Regions from separate parts of the Homo sapiens genome. Here region 2 is linked to region 1. Evidence: chromatin loops called from intact Hi-C (ENCODE). Cell type or tissue: IMR-90. All regions are shown on one strand.

Region 1 (2,500 bases):
TTGGGACATTTATTCTTTGTTTTCTACTGGCTTATTATCGCCTTCTTGTGATTGGTTATATTTCTATGGCTTGTTTATCTCCTCTTCATCTATTTTTCTCATTCAGAGGGAACAAAACACAAACATAGACAATAACTTTGCCTGTTTCATCAGGTTGCGGCATGCAGTCAGGAGCATGGCTGAGTTATTACTTCCCTGGAGTCTTGAGCTGTTAATAGCAGCTGTTAATAGTGACTCTAAGTTGTGTAGAGTAGCAGAATAGCCATAGCATGACTGTGTTACCTGAAAGACTTGATAGCACATTGTTACTTTTTCCCCTCTAGAAGAAATAGTAGGCCAGGCACGGTGGCTCACCCTGTAATCCCAGCACTTTGGGAGGCCGAGGCAGGCGGATCACGAGGTCAGGAGATCACAGCCATCCTGGCTAACATGGTGAAACCCCGTCTCTACTAAAAATATAAAAAATTAGCCGGGCGTCGTGGTGGGTGCCTGTAGTCCCAGCTACTCGGGAGGCGGAGGCAGGAGAATGGCATGAACCTGGGAGGTGGAGGTTGCAGTGAGCCGAGATCGCATCACTGCACTCCAGCCTGAGAGTCAGAGTGAGACTCCGTCTCAAAAAAAAAAAAAAAAAAAAAGAAATAGTAGTGTAGGGAAACTACATTTAACAGGCCTAGTTCATAAAATCACAGTTGTAGGAGGTCCCTAACTATCTTGCCCAAGGTTACACAGTTAACAATATCAGAGCCAATGCTGGAAAGATCATGGGCTTCTCCATTTTCAAAGCCTCTTAATCAGGACTTTTGACTTGAATTCAGAGAACATCCTTGGGATAAGGAAAATTTTCGTTTTCTTACCTGTTTATCTGTCATAAACTCTGTCATTTACTTTCTAGGCAAGAATTGTCAGACAGTATTGGCTCCCTGTTCCCCAAACCCTTGTGAGAATGCTGCTGTTTGCAAAGAGTCACCAAATTTTGAGAGTTATACTTGCTTGTGTGCTCCTGGCTGGCAAGGTAAGAACATGGGTGTGGAGAAGCCAAGAACATGCATTCTGACTTTAAACAAAGTGGTCAGGTTATCAGATCATATGGAAGGCCCTGCTGGTCTTATGAGGCCTGTCCATCTTGTCAAGAGCACACAGGTTTTGCAAAGGAGCTGCTACTTGAAATGGCTTAGAAAGCCTTTCCATTGTCCTTGTCTTCGGGGCCCCCTAGCGGCTGGAAGGCTGCAACCTAAGCCTCACAAGCCATGATGTTCATTCTTCAGGGAGTTTAAGCACCTTGGCAGCAACTTCCTAGGCCACAGAAGTCTTCCTGGAACTTCCTAAAGCAGGGGGCCAACCAGTTTGTCTGTGGAATAGCTCCATGCACCCCAACTAAGCTCAGGTCCTGCGTAGATTTTTGTGGGAATCAGCTTCCAAGGACTAGGTCATTTATTGGCCCTGTGTTCCTAGGTCAGCGGTGTACCATTGACATTGACGAGTGTATCTCCAAGCCCTGCATGAACCATGGTCTCTGCCATAACACCCAGGGCAGCTACATGTGTGAATGTCCACCAGGCTTCAGTGGTATGGACTGTGAGGAGGACATTGATGACTGCCTTGCCAGTGAGTATGCCAGTCAGCTCTTAAGCCCCCAGAGGAGAGGAAAACACACAGGGAGCAGAGGAGAGCCCAGTGGAGGCTGCCGCCTTTCACGCCTGACATTGGGCATACCGGTCATTTATCCAGCATATTTAACAGTAGTGTTTTAACTCTTTCTTTTGAAGCTAGTGTCCTTGGGAATTGAGGCAGTGGAATATATTTTAAGCATTCCCTTTAATTTGTGAACATTGAAAATGTGAGGACAATGCTATGATAGTGTTTTTTAAAAAACAGATTTATTGAGGTATAATTAAGGTACATTAAACTGCAAATATTTTCAGTGTACAATTTGGCACATTTTGACATATAGTAAGTGAAACTATCACCCAAAATAATAAACATATTTGTCACCCTAAAACTATCTTCATCCCATTGCAATTTAACCTTCTCTCTTTCTTGCCTGTGGAGTCACAGTTTTACCTTCTGTCACTATAGATTATTAGTTGGCAGATTTTATCATTTTATATAAATGCAGTTAGATAAGCATAAGTCAGGAGAGGTTCTGACTTGTTTTAATGAACATAGTATTTGAGATCCGTCCATGTTGTTTATATCAATAGTACATTCTAGTTTATTGTTCTGCAGTATTCCATTGTATGGACATATTACAGTTCATTGGTTGATGGCCATTTGGGTGTTTTCCAATTTGGGGATATTACAAATGAAGTTGCTATGAATGAGTCTTTGTGTGGACATATGGTTTTAGTTCTCTTGAGTAAATACCTAGGAGTAGAATCGGTGAATCATGTCGTAAGTGTATGTTTCACTTTTTAAGAAATTGCCAGAATGTTTTCCAAGGTGGTTGTACTATTTTCATTCTCACCAGAATTGTATGAAAGTTCTGTTTGAACCATATGCT
Region 2 (2,500 bases), 200 kb before region 1:
ATATCAACATATAGTAAACACATTGGAGAAGGGAAAAAAATACAGCAAGTGAAATTGATTCTTTGGTGGCAGAAACAATTGAAAGGTATGGAGGCAAAGAAGGAGGAGAAATTAAGGCATAGAGATAAATTAGACTTGGGGAGAAAGCACAGAAGTCAAATATAGCAACAAATCTTGGACTGGGAATGTTTCCAATTGACCATTATGCTTACGATTACTTTTATGTTGTGGAGACAATATTTAATGAGCATTTCAGATCTGTTAACTAATTTTTTGAAAAAGTGACTCCAGTTCAGTGATAAATACCTTGACCAATATGCCATATAAAGTAAGAAATATTTTACCATACCCAAGAAACTGGTTTTACCGGCTTAGTTTTGACCAACTGATGGCAATTTGTACCTGCTAAACTCCCAATTTTTTACTTGCTGGTTGTGTAGGTAGGCAGTGAGGTTTGTTGGACTGGGCATGCAGGGACAAGCAGTTAGGCCAATACATGGACTGAAGATTATATCTATTTATCTGCCTTTTGTTTAGCTATTTGCATAAATATACAGAGTGGGTTTATTTGCACACTTAGAGCTTTAGAATAAAAGAACTTTGACTTTCAAATTGGTTTTTCTTGATTTTTAAAAATTTTTATACTCCACTTTTTCTTCCGTCTTTCTCAAACTCATTTTTCCCTAGTAGCAGAGTTGAGACTTAATATTACAAAACTCTGCTTGCTTTAAAGAATCTAAGAAGAAGAAGAAGAAAAAAAGACACTAAAGAACTTCCAAGCAGAAGTTTAAGAAGTTCTGCTATAGCCCATCCACTCGTTTGTGGAATTTAAATATATCCGTTTTTGCCACAATAACAGCGTAGCCTTGCTAGAATCATATACAAAGCAGCAGATTTCTTTCTATAAATTACTGGACACTGTGGTGTAATGTGGACATTGCTGAGGAGGGATGTAACTGCAACAGAAACAAATTACTTACATTGCATGCAGTAGGGAAGTGGGTGAAAAGAGCATTGAACTCTGAGTCGGGAGACGACTTCAAGGCCCAGCTCAGCACTCTAGCAGAACTTTAGGTAAGTTTTTTAGACACTGTGTACTTCAGTTTCCCCATGTGAAAATGAGAATAACGTCTGTTCTGCCTACTTCACTTGAACTATTTGAGGATAAAAGAAGGTAAAATGCAATAATGGTCATGAAGATTTTATAAACCTTGAAGTGATGTACAAGTATACCATACTGTTTCACTTCTATTACTATTATAACTGTTTAAAAAAGCATTTGTGACCAGTACAATCCTGGCTTTTCTCTGGAGACTAACATCCAGTTTCACAGTTATTTTACTTTTGATAGGGAAAAGGGAATTATTCCTGTTATATATTGCAATATTTAGGATCCTCTAGCAATTTCTCAGGCTATGACTTCATGTTCCCAGAAGCGGGCAGCAAAACTCCAAAGGCTCTGCCTTTTCCTCAATTAAAATGTCTAAAGCAGTTTTTCCTTGAGAGGAAAAGAACTATACTGTAAAGAATAGCCCTTTAAAAATGATGGTATTTAGGTGACAAAGCTAATCCTATTACAATAAATATAACATTCATTCCAAATAAGATTTTTCCTTTTCTCTGTCCTGTGAAGAAAATAATTGACTGTTTCTTCAATCTTATGTTAATTATTTGACTTATATTTCCAGAAACTCCTACCCATGTTTTTCCATTTAACTCTAGATTTGTAGATCCTACTTAGCACCAGTTTTTAAATAAATTGTTTTGTATGTGTAAGAGAAAAGGTGTTCAGGCCTGATTTATAGTTTAGGATGCCTACCTAAGTCCAAAGAGTGATCCTCAGCAGTGTCTAAATGTGTTCCTATCATAGAGTATATGTTTGTCATTCAGATAAAATGTTGTCTACATCTAATCTTTCTCATTCTTTCATTATTCAAATATCCCCGTGCCTTTCTATCTTTAGTCAGTGAATTATCTTGTAATGACAAGAGCAACTATCATTTGAACTGTTCTTAACTCACTTAGGCCGGAGGTTGCAATTTTTTTTTTGTCAAAAAATCAGACCTTGGTGATAACTTGAGCAGTAGGCTATAAGTAACTAGTAGGCTAGCCTACTATAAGTAGGCTAGGCATATTAATAGCGTATAAGGTGCTCTCACAGACATGTTTTCCCTTTGATACTCACCATAGCCCTGTGAAGTTGATAGCTACTATCCCCCATTTTACAGATAAATTTTCTAATCTGTAATCAAAATAGCTGCTCTTTGCTTGAAGAAAAAGTCCAGAGGGACACCCTATATGTCAAGAGAGCTCCAGGGGGTGGGTAATTTCTTTCATAATTGCTAGAAGAGCCAATTCTGAATGTGAGGCTTTTTCTGTCTGCTTTATTACAACCAGAGATGGAATAGGAAGGCTTTCAGTTACAGTTTATCAATTCCTTCTGCTTTTGCCAGTTAATCTCTAGCTTTACTCTTTTGAAAAAACTACCTGTTTCCCACTC

What was found. A loop is a pair of places that touch in the nucleus more often than their neighbours do. Peaks named below come from ENCODE experiments on the same cell type or tissue, not always from the same donor. Only the 100,000 strongest peaks of a DNase experiment are listed, where the experiment ranks them.
Region 2: a loop joins it to region 1, with 4 times the contacts of the local background. A loop is called at or near these places in 35 of 110 quality-filtered maps.

What each region holds. Positions count from the first base shown.
Region 1 is chr1:119,947,519-119,950,018 of GRCh38, reverse strand. It overlaps NOTCH2 (notch receptor 2), which reads left to right. Exons shown (of 34, transcript NM_024408.4): 16 at 893-1,012; 17 at 1,453-1,605. Among named protein-coding and RNA genes, the nearest start is that of ADAM30, 52 kb to the right of the region's middle. RefSeq lists an enhancer at 1,059-1,353. In IMR-90, a CTCF peak has its summit at 1,209 (motif pointing left); DNase peaks (open chromatin) are centred at 1,188 and 2,338; H3K27ac peaks cover 269 bases.
Region 2 is chr1:120,144,927-120,147,426 of GRCh38, reverse strand. No RefSeq gene overlaps it. Among named protein-coding and RNA genes, the nearest start is that of SEC22B, 30 kb to the left of the region's middle. In IMR-90, a CTCF peak has its summit at 1,448; no DNase peak of the experiment used is centred here.